3 separate regions of the Homo sapiens genome follow, and regions 2 and 3 are each linked to region 1. Evidence: chromatin loops called from intact Hi-C (ENCODE). Cell type or tissue: gastrocnemius medialis. All regions are shown on one strand. Each heading gives the region's core, and the rest is flanking DNA. Links, peaks and the distances in the headings are about the cores only. Region 1 has its middle 22 kb from the start of MIR4472-2. Region 2 has its middle 42 kb from the start of MED13L. Region 3 holds the start of LINC00173 (long intergenic non-protein coding RNA 173).

What was found. A loop is a pair of places that touch in the nucleus more often than their neighbours do. Peaks named below come from ENCODE experiments on the same cell type or tissue, not always from the same donor. Only the 100,000 strongest peaks of a DNase experiment are listed, where the experiment ranks them.
Region 2: it touches region 1 in a loop (10-fold over the local background); 3 of 110 quality-filtered maps call a loop at or near these places.
Region 3: a loop joins it to region 1, with 2.9 times the contacts of the local background. A loop is called at or near these places in 2 of 110 quality-filtered maps.

Annotation. Positions count from the first base shown.
Region 1 is chr12:116,403,270-116,409,749 of GRCh38, forward strand. No RefSeq gene overlaps it. Among named protein-coding and RNA genes, the nearest start is that of MIR4472-2, 22 kb to the right of the region's middle. In gastrocnemius medialis, for the core only: a CTCF peak has its summit at 3,503; DNase peaks (open chromatin) are centred at 2,081 and 3,512; H3K27ac peaks cover 1,860 bases.
Region 2 is chr12:116,316,599-116,323,078 of GRCh38, forward strand. No RefSeq gene overlaps it. Among named protein-coding and RNA genes, the nearest start is that of MED13L, 42 kb to the left of the region's middle. In gastrocnemius medialis, for the core only: no CTCF peak of the experiment used is centred there; DNase peaks (open chromatin) are centred at 1,793, 2,287, 3,423 and 3,914; H3K4me3 peaks cover 2,296 bases; H3K27ac peaks cover 3,292 bases.
Region 3 is chr12:116,531,080-116,537,559 of GRCh38, forward strand. It overlaps LINC00173 (long intergenic non-protein coding RNA 173), which reads left to right and starts at 2,356. Exons shown (of 3, transcript NR_027346.1): 1 at 2,356-2,537; 2 at 5,041-5,132; 3 at 5,274-5,434. RefSeq lists silencers at 2,167-2,368, 2,273-2,322 and enhancers at 3,731-4,265, 6,306-6,480. In gastrocnemius medialis, for the core only: no CTCF peak of the experiment used is centred there; DNase peaks (open chromatin) are centred at 2,332, 3,022 and 3,599; H3K4me3 peaks cover 1,985 bases; H3K27ac peaks cover 1,746 bases.

The DNA.
Region 1 (6,480 bases), core at 566-5,565:
GCACCTACTCTGTGCCAGGCACTGCACTGGGAGCTGAGGCCAGAGACTGAAAAGTTCATTTTCTTTAAGTAGCTCCCAGTCTATTGGGAAAGCAGAAGTGTGAACCATTCTTATTCTGTGTGATTATTGAAACGTCTGCTTGGTAGTAATGATTATAGTTAACATGTGTTGGGTACTTGCCATGTGCCAGTTATGAAGAACTTTATAGGTATTATTATCTCATTTGATCCTTACGAGGTAAGACTTGATCCTCCATTTTACAGAGGGGAAACTGAGGCTCTGAAAGGCTCTGAATGGTCATGTCTGGGTTTCCAATCAAGGATGGAGGAGAGTTCACCAGGAGGCAGAGGTACTGCAAACTCCAAGCCTTGAGGGTTTGAGAGATCATATAGAAGTCAGAATGGATGAAACATAAAATCCTTGAACTATGAATCCCTGGCAGGTAACCCATGCCAGAAAGCAAAGTCACCAGGAGTGAGCAAGGAGCTGATTCAGAAGTTCTAGCCTCACATCTGATCAGCTTTAAGCATGTGACATTTATAGATGACTTAATATTGGTCGATCCCTACTGCACGCAGTGGCTCACGCCTGTAATCCCAGCACTTTGGGAAGCCAAGGTGGGTGGATCACTTGAGTCCAGGAGTTTGAACCAGCCTGGCCAACATGGCAAAACACTGTCTCTACTAAAAATATAAAAATTAACTGGGCATGTTGGCACACGCCTGTGATCCCAGCTATTTGAGAGGCTGAGGCAGGAGACTCACTTGAACTTGGGAGGCGGAGGTTGCAGTGAGCCAAGATCATGCCACTGCACTCCAACAAAACAACAACAACAACAACAACTGTGGATCCTAAAGTTAGGTTTAGGATTAGGATTTGATTTGGATCTGGGTTTATGCTTGGCACAAAGTCAGGGGCCTGAGATGTTAGGTATTACTTACAGTTACAGCATTCCTTGGTTTTGCCTGGTATGGATATGCATGAATTTCAGTTACGATGTTTAAGAAATAACAGGAGTCCCCCAAAACGTGGTTCAGATTTCATTTTCCACAGTATATCGAGTGTGAATAATTGCATCAAGTGCAAACTTTGCTGTTAGCTGGTCAGTCCACAAATCACTATGTAAATAACAGACGCATAGACACGTATCATGATCAGCAAAAATCACGTCACTTCTTTCAAAGCCTGTTGGTGTCTGGTCACCGCACGTCGTTATTCAGTTCACACACAGCTAAGCGTGCAGCTGTGTTGCCTCCTTCTCTCTGGGTGATAACTCACTTGACATTTTACATAAATGGATAGTAAAAAGAAGGAATTAGCCAACAAAGATGAAAGTGCGGGCTGGGCGCGGTGGCTCACGCCTATAATCCCAGCACTTTGGGAGGCCGAGGTGGGCAGATCACTTGAGGTCAGGAGTTCCAGACCAGCCTGGCCAACATGGTGAAACCTCGTCTCTACTAAAAATACAAAAATTAGCTGGGCGTGGTAGCGGGCACCTGTAATCCTAGCTAGTTGGGAACCTCAGGCAGGAGAATTGTGTGAACCCGGGAGGCAGAGGTTGCAGTGAACTGAGATCATGCCACTGCACTCCAGCTTGGATGATAGAGTGAGACTCCATTTCAAAACCAAACCAAACCAAAACAAAACAAAACAAAATAAAACCCATAGATAGATATACTGATTGGCTCACACATTGCAGAGGTTGGCAAGCCCAAAATCTGCAAGGTAGGCTGGCAGATTGGGGACCCGGGCCAAGGAAGAATTGCTATTGTGGTTATCTGGAGGCAGAATTCCTTCTTCTTCGGGGCAGGTCAGTCTTTTTCTATTAAGACCTTCAACTGATTGGATAAGACCCACCACATTATAGAGGACCATCTGCTTTACTCAAACTCTACTGATTTAAGTGTTCATCTTATCTAAAAAATACTTTCACAGGAAACATCTGGAATAATGTTTCACCAATGATCTGCATACCATGGCCCTGCCCAAGTTCACACATAAAATTCACCATCCCAGGGTTATAGAAGAAATAGATGAGGGAAGTCACTGTGAGGAAAAGGACGAAGTCCATCCAGAGGAAGTGAGGCTGGCAGGAACTCCTGCGGACATTTCACAACACTGAAAGTTCAAAGGATACAATTTTGGAAACTGATCCAATCTTAGAAAGAAATATGACAATTCGCCAAGGCATAGAACAAGATGCTCCCTCTGTATCATTAGTTAAACAAGAAGCTGGCAAGCATGGTTCAGGCTATTCTTGATAGTTTTTACACAAAGAAATACAACACACACACACACACATATTTTTTCTTAGGGTCTCACTCCTGTCGCCTATGCTGGAGTATAGTGGCACAATCACAGCTGACTGCAGCCTCAACCTCCTGGGCTCAAGTGGTCCTCCCACTTCAGCCTCCTTGGTAGCTGGGACTACAGGCATGCACCACCATGCCTGGCTAGTTTTTATAGAGACAGGGTTTCACTATGCTGCCCAGGCTGGTCTCAAACTCCTGAGCTCAAGTGATCCTCCCTCCTTGGCCTCCCAAAGTGTTGGGATTACAGGCGTGAGCCACTGCTCCCAGCCTACAGTTATATTTTCAATGTTTCTAATGTTCTAAATTGAAGTATAAGAAAGAGATGTTAGTTTTACCTAGTTTTTCATTTCCTTAAACATTTATAGCCAACAGTAAGAGAGTTTTAGTGTTTTGACAGAAGATTGTTAAAGGTCACAGAATAATCTTATTTTATCCTGTTGGTGATTGAGATCTTTTTGTACACTTTCAGTTTGCACGGTCATTCTTACAGTCCACATGAATGTGCAAAGTGAGATTGGCTGTGTTATTTGTATCATCATCATCAGCATCATCATGTTCTCCACCAGGCAAGTGGGGTAAACACCCAGGATGCAAGGCCAGGGGTTGAACTCTTTTTGACTCCCTTTTCTTTTTTCTTTCTTTTTTTTTTTTAATTTTTATTTTTGTATTTTGAGACAGGGTCTTGCTCTGTCGCCCAGGCTGGAGTGCAGTGGTGCGATCTCAGCTCACTGCAACCTCTGCCTTCCAGGTTCAAGCGTTTCTCCTGCCTCAACCTCCTGAGTAGCTGGGATTACAGGTGCCCGCCACCACCCCTAGCTAATTTTTGTATTTTCAGTAGAGACAAGGTTTCACCATGTTGGCCAGGTTGGTCTTGAACTCCCGACCTCAGGTGATCCACTCAGCCTCCCAGAGTGTTGGGTTTACAGGCGTGAGGCACTGCGACAGGCCCTCCTTTTCTGACCCTGGGCAAAAAGGCCCCTGCAAAGTTCCAGGCCAAGGCCCTCTCAGCCCTGGCCAACATTGTCCTCTCTCTGCAGAGGCTGGGATACTCTACAGTCCCAGGAAGCTTCCAAAAAGGAGAGCTCAGTTTACAACCAATAAAAATAACTCAGGGGTGACAAACAGCTCCAGGGCCCCAGGGGACGCTCTTATGCAATCTGCCTTGATTTCACAAGCCCTACATGGAGCTGTCAGCAGAGGCAGACTGAGATGCACGCCCTGGCTGACACCACAGGGCAAGGCCCCTCTGGCTGCAATGACTGGGAACAGTGACTTTGGCTGTGACTGGAGGTGGCTCATTTACAACAGAAGACATGCAAAAATAGCGCAGCTGATGGATTGGTTGGTTGTTGGTTGACTGACTGATTTAAATACATAGTATTTCTTTTTCTTTTTAGGCAAAGTATACTAACAATGGATGATCTCAGTAGAAAATTCAGAGTATGCATAGGCCAAAAGGAAACAAATAAAAACTACCAGCTGGGCGTGATGGTTCACACCTGTGATCCCAGGATTTTGGGAGGCCGAAGCGGGAGGATTGCTTGAGCCCAGATGTTTGAGACCAGATTGGGCAATATAGGGAGACCTCAGCTCTACAAAACACAAAAAAATTAGCTGGGCATGGTGGTGCACACCTATGGTCCTAGCTACTTGAGAGGCTGAGCCTGGAGGATCACTTGAACCTGGTAGGTCAAGGCTGCAGTGAGCTATGATTATGCCACCACACTCCAGCCTGGGCAATAGAGCAAGACCCTGTCTCTAAACACAATAAAATACAAACTACCCATAGTCCAACTACCGAGAGAGCACCACTGTTACTTTCAGCCTTTCAGGCTTTTCTAGAAGCCAAAAGCATATAGTGCCGAGCTTCAGACTCTGATGCCAGACCACCTGAGTTCCACTCCTAGGCTGCTTAACATCTCTTGCACCATCTTCCCATCAGTGAAATGGGAATATCAATCACAGCCTTTATTACTTTGTTGTATGGTTAGGGATTTTCTGTTTTTTACTGTGAAAGAGGTCAAGAGGAAGAGCCTTGTGGTTAAGTCTTTGTGTACATTCTTTTCTTTTTCTTTCTTTCTTCTTTTTTTTTGAAATGGTGTCTCACTCTGTCGCCCAGGCTGACATGCAATGGCGCCATCATGGCTCACTGCAGCCTCAAGCTCCTGGGCTCAAGCAGTCTCCCTACCTCAGCCTCTCATGTAGCTGAGACTACAGGTATGTAGTCTCACACTTGGCTAATTTTTAAAATTTTTGTAGAGATGGGGTCTCACAAGTTTACCTAGGCTGGTCTTGAACTTCTGGCCTCAAGTGATCCTTCTGCCTTGGCCTTCCAAAGTGTTGGGGTTACAGGTGTGAGCCACTGCACCTCGCCTGTGTACATTTGGAATGATATCTTAGGATAAATTATTGGGAGGGCAACTACAGTGTCTAAGAGAGTACCCATTTTGTTTCATCTCCTGCCAAATCAGGAAACTGATTAAAATGAGCTACTTGGTGACTGGTAAATTAAATGAGCTATGCTGTGGCCCATGCCTGTAACCCCAGCACTTTGGGAGGCTGAGGCCAGCGCATCACTTGAGGTCAGGAGTTTGAGACCAGCCTGGCCAACATGGTGAAACCCCATCTCCACTAAAAATACAAAAATTAGCCGGGCATGGTGGTAGGCAACTGTAATCCCAGCTACTCAGGAGGCTGAGGCAGGAGAATCACTTGAACCTGGGAGGTAGAGGTTGCAGTGAGCCAAGATCACACCACTGCACTCCAGCCTGGGCGATTGAGAAAAAAATAAATAAATAAGAGAAGGATCTGGCTTGGAATCCTGGCTTGCCATCCCACTGGCTGTGTGACCTTGAGCAAGTGGCTTCCCATTGCTGGGCCCCAGTGTTCTGGGCTAATATGAAGCCATCTCTTAGGGAAGGTTGTCATCGGGTTAGAAATAATGGGTGAACAGGACAGAGCACGTAATCTGGTGCTCATCGTAAAGATCGTAGTAGTAGTAGCCATTATTATTTATACTAGCCCAGAGGGAGATGGATTTTCACATGCGTAACAGAAAGAGGCAGCGGGAGCAAGCTGTGGTCACAAGGGCATTCTGCAGGAATGTTACAGAGAGAAGAGAGAAGACCTCTGCCAGTGGGGTGGAGGCTGCTGGACTGAATGTTCATGTCACCCCCAAATCCTTATGTTGAAATCTTAACCCTGAATATGATGGTGTGAGGAGCAGGCCTTTGGGATGTAATCAGGTCATTCATGAATGGGGTTAGTGCCCTTATAAAAGGGACCCCAGAGAGTTCTCTCACCCTCTCTCCACCACGCGAGGATACAATGAGAAGTTGGCCGTCTGCATCCTGGAGGAGGGCCCCAACCAGAACCTGGCCATACTGACACTCTGATCTCGAAATTCCAGCCTCCAGAACTGTGAGCAATAAATTTCTGTTGTTGCTAAGCCACCCAGTCTATGGTACTTTGTTACAGCAACGAGGGCTTTCTGTAGTCCTGTTGGAGCTGGACAAACACTGAGGCCTCAGATGCCCAGAATTCATATGCTCCAAGAGGCTTCCTTTTGTTTTTGAGACAGAGTCTCCCTCTGTCACTGAGGCTGGAGTGAAGTGGTGCAATCTCGGCTCACCGCAACCTCTGCCTCTAGTGTTCAAGCAATTCTCCTGCCTCAACCTCCTGAGTAGCTGGGGTTACAGGCGTGTGCCACTACGCCCAGCTAATTTTTGTATTTTTAGTAGAGACAGGGTTTTGCCATATTGGCCAGGCTGGTCTTGAACTCCTGACCTCAGGTGATCTGCCTCGGCCTCCCAAAGTGCTGGGATTACAGGTGTGAGCCACCGCACCCGGTCTCCAGGAGGCTTTCTGTGTGTACACACGCATGTGTGTGCACACATACACACACACACGTTCATTCAGCTCAATGCAACCAGCCACTTTCTGCTGTTTAAGAGAAGACAAGCACTGTGCTAGGTGCTAGGGATACAGACATGAATGAGGCACAATTTTTGTCCTTAAGAAAAGCACAATTTTGTAGGAAACCACAAAAGGAAGCACGATCACATCATGTGTCCTGCGCAGTGGCTAAGATGGACTCCGGTGAGAGGCATTTAACCCATCCATATGCCTCTAAATCGAAATCCCATGCTGTTGCATATCCTTCCTAGAT
Region 2 (6,480 bases), core at 929-5,928, 86 kb before region 1:
GGACTATGTGACACTTACTAAGTGGCAGGATTTGGTGAGAGTTTCTTAAATATTGGTTTGATACTCACTGGTTTCAAAAAAGGATATGGAATGGTGGAAATATTTTTTTAATTCTATAATGATCCCTGCAGATCTGCAAAATTGGAAAGACTCTTATTGAATGAATCACCTCATGTGCCACTGGCATCTTTCTGCACGGTAGACTGAAAAATGGCCTCCCAAAAGATTCAGGTTCAAATTCCTAGAACCTGGGGATGTGACTTTATTCAGAAAAAAGAGGCCAAGCCTGGTGGCTCACACCTGTAATCTCAGCACTTTGGGAGACTGAGGCAGGAGGACTGCTTGAGGCCAGGAGTTTGAGACCAGCCTGGGGAACATAAGAAGAACCCATCCCTACAAAAAATAAAAAGGTTAGCTGGGCATGGTGGTGCATGCCTGTGGTCCTGGCTACTCAGGAGGCTGAAGCAGGAGGATAGCTTGATCCTGGGAGGTTTAGGCTGCAGTGAGCCTTGATGGCACCACTGCACTCCAGCCCCGGTGACAGAGTAAGACCCCATCTCTAAAACAAAAGGAAAGGAAAGGAAAACGATATTTACAGGTATGATTAATTAAGGAGCTTGAGATGAGACCATCTTGGATTAAGATCAGCCTTAAATCCAATAGAGATGCCTTTATAAGAGACTATAAGGGGGGAAGACACGCACAAAGGCGAAGGCCATGGAGGCAAAGTTGAGAGACATGCAGCCACAAATCAAAGAAGCCAGCAACCACCAAAGCTGGAAGAGGCAAGGAAGGCTTCTTCTAGACCCTTTGGAGGGAGAACGGCCATGCTGATGCCTTGATTTTAGACTTCTGGACTCCAGAGCTGTGAGAGAATAAATGTCTGTTGTTTTAAGTCACCTAGTTTGTGATAATTTGTGACAGAAGCCCCAGGAAACTGATACATCCTATAGCATCTTTAATGGAGAATGCAACCACTTGATTATACTGGGCAGTTCTAAGGATGAAGAAGATGATTCTGTAACATGTGTGCCTTGAGCATTTTGGTAGAAGCCAGCATGGGGCCCTGACAATCTAATCATTTAGAGTAGACAGACTTTTTTTTTTTTTTTTTTCTGGACACAATCTCACTCTCTTGCTCAGGCTGAAGTGCAGTGGCTCGACCTTGGCTCACTGCAACCCCTGCCTCCCAGATTCAAGCGATTCTCCTTCTCAGCCTCCCAAGTAGCTGGGATTACAGACGCACTCCACCACACCCAGCTGGTTTTTGTATTTTTAGTAGAGATGAGGTTTTACCATGTTGGCCAGGCTGGTCTCGAACTCCTGACCTCAAGTGATCCGCCTGCCTTGGCCTCCCAAAGTGCTGGGATTATAGGCGTGAGCCACTGCACCCAGCCAACTAGACAGACTTGTGTTCAAATTCCAGCTTCCCCTTGAATAGCTGTGAAATCTTGGACAAGTTACTCAACCTCTCTGAGCCTCAGGTTCTTCGTATGGGAAACAGGGGTAGTGCTTTGCCTACCTCGGGAGATAGGGGGATGATTCATTAGCTATGCCTGGTATGTACCTGGCATGCAGAAATTGTTTCATGAACGTCTGCTGTGATGGCAAACCTTTCGGGTAGATCCATCTAGTTTCTCACGCGTGCGGCAAGCGGCTGCCGTGTTTACCGACCGTCCTGTGACTGTGGGGACTGGCAAAGCTAAATGGCCTGAGTGGGTTGAACTGTGGCCGCACCTGGTTAGCACCGTTCTTTTTCTTCTTCTGAAGGAAAGGCGTGGCTGTTCCGAGGTGCCTTGTGAAATAGCCAGCCGTCCTGGGCTGCCCTTTCACTGTTCCTGCTGAAGCCAAAGGTGCCAGAAAAGCCTAGACATTGAGCTCCGCGCTCCCCAGTCGTGACTCTGTGTCTACGACGAACTTTCTAAAGGCAGTGGCTTATAAACGAGCAGTACTGACTCCATGGCGGTTCCATCTACTTCCCGAGTGTGTCTGTGTTCAGAGCGCTCCGCCATCCACAACCTTCCTACTGACTGGTTAGAAGGAGTACCTCCTTTCCACTCACTTAAAAGGACATTTTTCCAATGAGAGCAGGTCATATTTCAGACTGCATTGCCAAGGTACCAGGAGCCAGTAAAAGGGGGCATTTAAAACGGTATTTATCTTGACTGGCAAAACAGGTCATGGCTGTAAAAGAAACAGCTCTGGAGAAGGAGGCAGCCTCGCCGACTCTGGGCTCCCTCTCCCTACCCCCCCTCCCCACACTGTTTAAAGCATTCTGGAGCCGCTGCCAACTTTCCTGGCAAAGCTCTTATTTCTTTACATGTATGTTGCATTCCATCTGTTTAATGTGCGTTCTGTGCCATTCACGGATTTTGGCAAGGTCTGGCGAGGTGGCATGGCACGCTCAGGCTTGTGCTAAGCCAAACAGGGCATGGGGGAGAGAGGGACTGGAGGCCGACGAAGGAGTCCCGCTTCTCCCTCTGGCTCGGGGAGGCCTGGAGTTGCAAAGACGGAATAGGAATTGCATAGCAGTTTTCCTCCAGACGTGATTGAATCGTGCGTGTGCCACTGTTGCATTTCACCCTCCACAGAGGGGTTTCGGGGTGCGGTTTTGCAGTTTCTGAAACACAGCCAGAAAAATCGAAATGATGAAGAAAGGTAACAGTAGGGAAACCCACTCGTACTCATGGATCTGGGGTTTCCCTAGAAACACTGCAAGGCCCGGAAGGCCAGAAAATGCTAACACCTGGATCCGATAGTCCCGACGCCTAAAGAAAAATTGATCTCAATCTTTGCATTATTCTCAACAACCATTAAGTACTTGGTTGGTGAAGCGGAGGCAACGTGCTGTGATTTGGATCCAATTTCATCCACTTGGAAGACAGGAAAGCCAGGTTTTATCCACTGCCAAAACATCTGGTGAATTCAGTTAAAAAAAAAAAAAAGCACCAGTTTGGTGGGGGAGAAAACAAAACCCTCTAGAAACAGTTGTTGGGTATTGGGCGACCAAAATCATTCTGTTGATTGACACCCAATGTTCACTTTTCCGTTGGTTGCTGGTTGAGTAGAGCTTTTCAGAATGGGGAAAGCAAGACTTAGGCGAGAGAAAGGCAGATGACGGGGTTAAAAACATGAACGTTCACACTTTAAGAAAAAGTTAAGTGCACATTTCTTGAGTCCAGCCAAGAAAATGAACAGAATCTCCCTGTTAAGAAGTGGAGTTACTCACCTGATTGAAGAGAGATGACACGGCACAGGGGAAAAAAAAAAAAAAGGTACAGGCTCCTAATAAGAAACAGCCGCATGTGGGATAAAATTAGTGCAAGTTGTATAATCCCAGTTGGCCAGTTGTAAGAACAGGGAGGAGAAAGGAGCAGGGGGAACATGTTTCAGATGTGATTCAAGAGGTCCTGGAGCCCGTCCTGACCCTCTGGGTTGGAATTTCTGACTCTCTTCTCTGCCTTGACTCAGAATAGGAAACCGAATCCTGACCGCGCGTTTCTTTTTATAGAATTAAACTTTCTTGCCAACTTCCTCCAGAGCACAAGATTACCCCTCATCGTCTCTAAACAATACGCCAATCATCAGATGGAAGTGAGGGGGTGCACTGTCCTATTTGCACCAAACATAACCCAGGCCCCCGAGCAGAAGACAAACAACAGGAACAGAGTTTGGCTTTTGTACTGGGCCTGGTAAATACAACATGTTCTTACAGGTTGGAAAACCGTCTGGTTCCTCTTTGTACTTTCCCACTTTCTCCCACTTCTTCTAACTTGAATCTCATCGTTCTGCTTCGACATTGGCCAAGTTCACATTTGCCAGTTGCCGAGTGGATAATGGATGGTTTGTAAGATGAGTCGTATGCTAGGGAGACAGGCAGCTGAATGTATACTGTCTGTGTGAGCAAATGACTTCTTTTGAACCTGAATCCCCACCCGGCCCCATAGGCCATCCATGTGCTGATAGACATTGAAGAAGATGACAACAGAATGACTTAATGCCCATTCATTCAGTCGTCATATTTGTGCTGGCGAGGGAAACCTGCAGAAGCTCCCTTGCCCTGATAATCAGTTAGGAGGGGTCAGTCCTTGTGTGTAAGGTATGCTGGTGCTTGGAAGCCCAAAGGGGACATTAATAGAATGCAAAGTGTTTGGTAGTCCCTCATTAAAAATGGATTTTGTTTTCAGTGCTTTGAGGATGGGAATAGTGAAGTTGGAAACTGTGCTTGTAATTGGGAGCAGGTCTCCTGCCAGATTCTAACAGCTTTAAGGGATATCCAGTTTTGGGTTTACAGTACTACATTCTGGCTCATTGAAATTGCATCTAAACGTTGCCAGAATGTGTCATAAACTACAAAATCTGTACAAAAATATATTGACATAATGACTCTGTAGCCTTAAGTCAGAGGGGTGGGGGAGCCATGTGGCCCCATCAGCATTGTTCTTGCTCTGTCTCACAGCAGACTTGGGTCACCTGGGACAATTACCATTCATGGGATTCCGACCCTGGTCTGACCAGTTCTCTCAGCTGCTTAGAACAGCCTCACCCTGTCCCATGGTCACAAATAGCATCCCTGCCTGTGCCACACCAGATAAGGGGCTGGGGATCAAGCCCAGCAGAACCGTTCCCACTTGTTCCTAGAATAAAGTCCCTCATGTCCTGCTGGCCTCACCATTCTCAGTTCTGATCACTCTTCGCTCGCTGAACTCCAGACACAAAGCATCTTCTTTTTTTTTTAGACAGAGTCTCGATCAGTTGCCCAGGCTGGAGTGCAGTGGTGCAATCTTGGCTCAGCAACCTCTGCCTCCCATGCTCAAGTGATTCTCTTGCCTCAGCCTCCCCAGTAGCTGGGACTATAGGTGCCCACCACCACACCCGGCTAATTTTTGTATTTTTAGTAGAGATGGGGTTTCATCATGTTGGCCAGGCTGGTCTCGAACTCCTGACCTCAAATGATCCACCCGCCTCGACCTCCCAAAGTGCTGGGATTATAGGCGTGAGCCACCATGCCTGGCCAACTCTGCATTTCTAACAAGTTCCCAGGGGATGCTGATGCTGCCGGTCCATGGACCACGCTCTGAGTAGCCACGGTACCAACCTTTCTCAATCAGAGTTCCATGATAAAATAAAGCCTGACTGAAAATGAATTGAGCCACTACTCTCTCTGTTCACCTAAGGATGGTGCCTAACTAGAGCCATTGGCTAGAAGTTAATTCATTACATATCTTACATGCCTTAGGGTAGGTGGTTTTGTTTGTTTGTTTTAATTTTTATTCTTTTAGAGACAAAGTCTTACTCTGTCCCCCAGGCTGGAGCTGGAGTGCAGTGGTGTGATCATAGCTCCCTACGACTTCCAACTCCTGGGCTCAAGAAATCCTCCCATCTCAAACTCCCAAGTAGCTGGGACTACCGGTGAACCTAACCATGCATGGCTAATTTTTTATTTTTTAATTTTTGGTAGAGATGGGGTCTTGCTATGTTGCCCAGGCTGGTCTTGAACTCCTGGACTCAAGCGATCCTCCTGCCTCAGCCACCCAAAGTGATGGGATTACAGGTGTGAGTCTCTGCGCCTGGCCCGGGCAGGGTCCTTACTACTGACTTTTGGGCTGGAGAAATCTTTATTGCGGGGGCTGTCCTGTGCATTGTAGGATGTTTGGCAGCACCCCTGGCCTCTACCAACTAAATGCCAGCAGCACCATCCCCAAGTTGTGACAACCAAAAAATGTTTCCTGACATTGTCCAAGTCCCCTGGCGGGCAGTGTTGTCTCCCCCATTGAGAACTACCATCTTTACACGTTAGGGTGTCATTCTCTGGCAGTACCAGGTTGAGAGGGGTTGGGAAGTTGAAGACAGTGTTTTGTTCATGGCTATAATTCTGTTGCTTAGCACAGTACTCTGCCTATGGCAGACCCTCAATATGTGTTTGTTGATTGATTGAATGAATGAATGAATAAATGAAAATAAATGAATGAAAATGAACTCCAAAATCATGCTTGGCTCATGGGTAAATAGAACTCTCTTCACACAGCCTCCAACCTCCTCCACCCCACTCTCCTCCCCCCAACCTCAAATCAGTGGGCTTGTTGTCATCTAAGGCACAATTTTTCTAAATGTAGCATTTTCCAGGGTAAATATCCCTTTGAAAAAAATGTGAAGAAAAATTCTCGCTTGAGATCTTTTTTTAAATGTCTCCAATGACTAAAATCCTCTTACAGTAAGTACCCAGAGAATTGCATTTGCTTAAAGAAAAAAAAAAAAAAAACTGCCGTTTTTAGTCAAGAATGTAGAAAGTACTTGAAAATCATATACTTTTCCCCCCCATCTTACTGAGCAAATTATAAAATGGTAAAATTGATTTTAGTTCTAGATTGTTTTTAAAGCTCCACCTCAGACTGAGGCCTCATGGATAAAGTGGTACTAGGGACTTATCTGGAAAAAAAAAATCCCTATAGTAATAACACTGGAAATTCAAGGAGGAAA
Region 3 (6,480 bases), core at 1,022-6,021, 130 kb after region 1:
TTTGACAAGCTAAACACAGAGTTACTGCAGAACCTAGCAGTTCCATTCCTAAGTATGTACCCCAAACAATTGAAAACAAAGGTTCAGGCCAGGCGCGGTGGCTCACACCTGTAATCCCAGCACTTTGGGAGGCCAAGGCAGGGGAATCAGGAGTTGAGGTCCTGACTGAGGTCAGGAGTTCGAGACCAGCCTGGCCAACGTGACAAAACCCCTTCTCTACCGAAAATACAAAAATTAGCCAGGCGTGATGGCGCACTCCTGTAATCCCAGCTACTCGGGGGGCTGAGGCAGGAGAATCGCTTGAACCCGGGAGGCAGAGGTTGCAGTGAGCCGAGATTGCGCCACTGAATTCCAGCCTGGGGAACAGAGGGAGACTCTGTCTCCAAAACATAAATAGATAGATAGATAAATAAACAAATAAATAAATGCAAATATTCAAATGAAAACTTACCCACAATTGTTCATAGAGCACTATTCACAATAGCCAAAAGGTGGAAACAACCCAAATGACCCCTAGCCAGTGAATGGATCAACAAAATGTGGTCCATCCAGGCAATGGAACAGCACTGAGCCATAAGAAGAAAGGAAGCACTGGCATGCGCTACAGCATGGATGAGCCTTGAACACATGATGCTGAGTGGGAGAAGCAGACACAAAGATTATATATCGTAGGATTCCACTTACATGAAATATCCAGAACAGGCAATCCATAGAGACAGAGAGCAGATTGGCAGCTGCCAGGGGCCAACGGGAGGGAAGAATGGGAAGTGACTGCTAATGGGTACCGAGATTCTGTTTGGGGTGATGGAAAACTTCTGGACCTGGCCAGGCATGGTGGCTCACCCCTGTAATCCCAGCAGTCTGGGAGGCCAAGGTGGGTGGATCACCTGAGGTCAGGAGTTCAAGACCAGCTTGGCCAACATGGTGAAACCCTGTCTCTACTAAAAATACAAAAATTAGCCAGGCGTGGTGGCAGGCACCTGTAATCCCAGCTACTCGGGAGGCTGAGGCAGGAGAATCACTTGAACCTGGGAGACAGAGGTTACAGTGAGCCAAGATCATGCCACTGCACTCCATCCTGGATGACAGAATGAGACTCTGCCTCCAAAAAACAAAACAAAACAAACAAATAAAAAAAAAAAAAAGATGGTGGCAGCTCACACCTGTAATCCCAGCAACTGGGGAAGCTAAGGCAAGAGGTGTGGCAGCTCACACCTGTAATCCCCAGCAACTGGGGAAGCTTGAGGCCAGGAGTTCAAGACTAGTCTGGGCAACATGATGAGATTTGATCTCTACAGAAATAAAAATAAAAATTAGCTGGGCATGGGGGCAAGCACCTGTGGTCCCAGCTACTCAAGAAGCTGAGGCAGGAGGATTGCTTGTGTCCAGGAATTCAAGGCTGCAGTGAGCTACGATCACACTGCTGCACTCCAGCCTGGGCAACAGAGGGAGACCATGTCTTTAAAAAAAAAAAAAAAAAAAAAAAAAAGATGGCGCTAGAGAGACAGTTGATACAGGGTATGGATGGTGACCATCATTGATCATCATGGCTGCTGGTGGGTAGTGGATGGGAGTGAGAACAGCATTAAGAGGAAGGCCAGTGATGAGGCGGGGACAGTGGTCCAGGAGGAAGATGCAGGTGGCCTGGACCAGGGGGCACACAGTGAGCCACGTGTGTCAGGCAAAACCAAGAGGGCTTAGTGAGGATCTGGATGCACAATCATTCAATATAGACTCAACTCTGCCCCTCCTATTCAGCACCTGTATGCACTTATGGATGGGAGGAGAGTGTTGGAGGGAGAAAGTATATGTTCTCATAGGGATGCTGAAGAACAGGTCAGAAGACCCCTGGCTTCAAATTTTGACTTTTTCATTGCCAGATCCCGAGAGAGTAACTTCGTTTCTTTGTGCCTGTGTTCCTTCCCCTGTAAAATCAAGGCCCCAACATGCACTTCATAGGTCGTTGTGAGACGGGGACAACAGCACCTGCCCTGGCTACCTCCTAGGGCTCTTGGGAGACCCAAATGAGTTGTTAATCCTTCAAGGACAACACAGATCACGTTGCTGGGCTGATGTCATTGCTTTTGGAAAGCAGGTCCCTTGAACAGATTCTCCCAAAGCAGTGACTTTAGGAACATCTCGAAGGCGACAGATTCCAGTTGTTAAGGCTACGATGAAATAGCAGAAGACTCTGGGAAGCAGCGTGCAACGAGTGGCAAAGGAGCCCCTAACGCTCTTTCTTCTGTGCTCGCCCCGCCCCCTCCGGCGTGGGCCCCGCCCCGACTAAGCCCCAGCCAGGCCCCGCCCCCGATGTTAGCGCAAGCCACGCCTCCTCAGCTCCCAGCCTTCTGGGTCCGAGGCTCCCACCTGCTCTAAGCGCTTGGTACCAGGGAGGGAATGGGAGGACGCTTGCGGGATAGGGAGGCGGGGGCTGGAAATTGGCAGGGTGAGAGCTGGGGAAACTAGTCTGGGACGCAGCCCTCCTTGTCCCCCTTCTTCATTCACCCCCTTGTTGAGGCCCTTGGCTTTTGCATAATGTAAGTACTTATTTAATGCGTGTGCTGGCTCGAGAGCTCTGCATTTGTCTTTCTGTCCTTCATATGCCAGTGTACCTCCGCCTTCTGTCTGTCTAGGTGGGAGCTCCTGGAGAGGAGGGTGCTTCCCAGCAGTTGCTGTTCGACCCCCAGCCCCGGGCCAAGGGCACAGAGAGAGAGACAGAGAGGCTGGGGCTGCAGTGGGGGTGGGGAGGTGGGAGCTGGGGCGGGGCGGAGGGAGCGAGGGGGAGGAATGAGAGCACCATATGACAGGCTTGTGGAACCACATCTGATGCCAACTTGGATGCTGTCCTTTTTCTCCAATAAAAGGAACTTTTCACTTGTTTTTCAGACACCCTTTAAAAAAATGTATTTAAAGAGGCTGGTTCCTATCCATCCGACTGGAGGCATCTCAGTGCAAGAGCAAAGCTAAGTCCTGCACACGCTCCTCCCCTCCTCCTCCTCCTTCTCCCCCCAGGTTTTCCCGAATGTATCTACTCCGGTTACAACTAGACGCGGCCCCTCCCCCACCTGCCTCCCCCCTTCCTTCCCTCGATCGTGGAGGGAGCGTTCTCTGTGCCTTCCCAAGTCCCCGTGGGGGACCTTCTATGTTGGAGTGGGGGGAGGGGGGGAGGGTCATATAACGAAGGCCAGAAAGAACAAATTAGATAATCAAAAGAATTATAGTAATTGCTTTCACTTTCCCCCGCCCGCTCAGCGGATTCCCTCCCCCGCCCCTCCCCTGGTTTTTCTGTCTGTCGGGAATACTCGGTCTTTCCGACCCCCTCCCCTCCCCCAGGTTCCTCCTCTCCTCTCCCCTTGCTCGCGCGTTCCCTCTCTTCCTCCGTTTTCTGGTGTGCTGGAACGTTCAGCGGAATATGATGAATGATCACCTGTCACAGCTTGTTTATTATAATGCAGGCAATCAATTACACATCCCCAATGCTGGCCGGCCCGCAGGAAATTTATATGCTCAGCACAAACCAATGTGAAAATGGAATCTCATTTGCCAAATGTCTTTCTCCCCGTACAGCACGATGATTACAGTCTGTGTTTGTTTCAACAGTCGTGTACAACTGACAGTGCCATCATTTACTGCCTGGCTCAGGTCACGTTACTCTAAGGCTTTATTTATGGTGTTACGAAGGGCAGCACAGGAAAAGGACAAGGGTGTCTGTCAGGGATGGCACTGTGTTAAAAAGTGGGCGTGCAAGGGCCGCATTCCCGGGCAGCCGCTGCAACCTCAGCCCCTGGGCCCTTACCTCCGCAGCCTCTCCCAGCATCCAGCTACCCAGACTCCAAGGCCCCAGGCGAGAGCCAGCTCTCGGTACCTGGAGCTCCACAGGTCCCAGAATCGGGGTGGATCAGAGTTCAAATTCTGGTTCTGCTACTGTCTAATTGCGTGCTGCAGGGACTCAATCTCTTCATCTGGGAAATGGGAGTAATAACCCTTGGCAGGAATGTTGCGATCCTCTGGGATGTCAGAGGTGTTGATGAATGTTAGTTCCCGGGACTTCGGAAAGAGGTCCCGTTGGAAGAGATGTGAATTGGAATTCACACCCTATATTAAAATCTCCTCCAATCTTCACCTCTGAGACATGGCTGTCTCAAGACTGTTTTGTTTCCCTTCCTGGTGGAATTTTGCACTTTTATGTCCTGTGTAGCAGCAGGTAGTGTGGCTTTGAGAAAATAAAATGGCCACCTTGCTCCGCTGTTCTTTCTTTGTAAAAAAAAAAAAAAAAAAAAAAAAACGGCATAGCAATCTTGGCCTTTCTAGCTGTGTGACCCCAGGCCGGTCAATCCCTCCTCCTCTCCAAGCCTCGGATTCCTCCCCTGAGAAGTAAAGAAAATAACTCCTAAACTGCCTCCCGAGGCTTGCTGGCAGGATCCAAGGTGTCCAGAGATGTTAAAAAAAAAAAAAAAAAAAAAAAAAAGCCCAGTAAATGGGAAAGTGAGGCTGTCACTGCTGAGTGGCATCCTGTTTTCAGGAGTTCTGGTTGGTCCCCAGAGTTCTGCTACACAAAATGTTGACCCAAATTTGTACCCCCACAACACTTGGTGTCAAGTGGGAGCTCAGAAACTGAGGGGCAGGCAGATGCTTTTATGTGTATTAGGTTGTCTTTTATTGTATTGTATAGTTCCTTTTTTTTTTTTTTTTTTTGAGATGGAGTCTTGCTCTATTGCCCAGGATGGAGTACAGTGGCACGATCTTGGCTCACTGCAACCTCCACCTCCTGGGTTCAAGCAATTCTCCTGCCTCAGCCTCTCAAGTAGCTGGGATTACAGGCACGTACCACCATGCCTGGCTAATTTTTGTAATTTTAGTAGAGACAGGTTTTCACCGTGTTGGCCAGGCTGGTCTCGAACTCCTGACCTCAACTGATCCACCCACCTCAGCCTCCCAAAGTGCTGGGATTACAGGCTTGAGCCACCGTGCCCAGCCTGTACTATATATTTCTTTATTATTTGACACGTGTATTTGTTTAATGGCCCTCTGCTCCACCAGTATGGAAGCTCCAAAAGGAAAGATACCAGATTGATCTTGATCACCTCTGCCTCCCCAGCACCTAGTCTTCCTTGGCACATCGTGAGTGCTCGGTAAATATCTGTGGCTTTAATGGATGAATGAATGAATGACTACATGGCTAAACTCCATTCTAGGGCAACATCTGTGGTGCAGTGGATGGGCCCTAGTGAATGGATATTTAACGGATATCGTACTATTCCTCATCTCCACAGGGTCAGGCTGTGCCACATCCACCCAGCCTTGCCTGGGGTCATTTATCCTACATGTACTCAGATCACGTGAACTGGTGATGGGCCACCCATGTGCCTGCCTGGAGACTCCTATTCACCCTTCAGATCAATATCCCCCAAATAAACTCCCAGTCACTCTGGCATCCCATGTTGCTTTGTGATCTCTGCCTCTCTCTAGACCATTTGGCTCCTATGCACAGGCAGCTATGTCTTTTTCATATTTGGGTCCCCAAAATGCACAGTGCGGTGCCTGCCTCAAAACAAATGCTTTTCAATCCGTCAATCAATCAGTTGACATGGATCATCTTTTCTCAGCACTGATGTATGGACTACAACTTGGAATTCCATTAAAGCTCCTGGGGTCAAGAAAAAAAGTGATTCAAGTTTATTTATTTATTTTTTTTTGAGACAGAGTCTCATTCTGTCGCCCAGGCTGGAGTGCAGTGGCACGATCTTGGCTCACTGCAACCTCTGCCTCTGGGGTTCAAGTGATTCTCACTCATGCCTCAGCCTCCCAAGTAGCTGGGCAAGAGCCAGCACACCCGGGCTAATTTTTGTATTTTTAGTAGGGACGGGCTTTCGCCATGTTGGCCAGACTGGTCTCGAACTCCTGGCTTCAAGTGATCTGCCCACTTCAGCCTCCCAAAGTGCTGGGATTACAGGCATTTAATCACTGCACCCGGGTGAGCCACTGCACCCGGCCAAGTTCATATTCTAAAAGTGAAACATTAATGCTGCATTGTGTATTTTTTGGTCAAGTGCTTCAGATGTGTGGAAGGAATTTCTTTGTATAAATGCAATTATTCGTCACCATGATGATAATTATAACGAGGGTGACTGCACAGAACTGTGCCTCCCCAGCAAGCATGGGCTGGGCAGGGCCGGGTATTCCCTTCGCTGACTTGCTTCACTAGTTGACTAACAGACCTTATTCCCGGGCCTGAGCTGATGATATCCTGCCAATGCCAGCTTCCCAACATGGAGGGGACGCAAGAGCGAGCGCCATGGGATCCTGGGGGAAAAGCAGCCTGTGTTTGCTGCTGCTTTGACAGTTGAGGCTCTGAGAGGGACTGGCAAACAATGGGAAATGAAACATTTGAGTGGTTGCAAAAAATTCCATGGGAAATCCCCCCTGGTGGTATTTATGTGCGACGGCTGTGACAAGGAGAGCGCAGGGCTTTCGATTTCA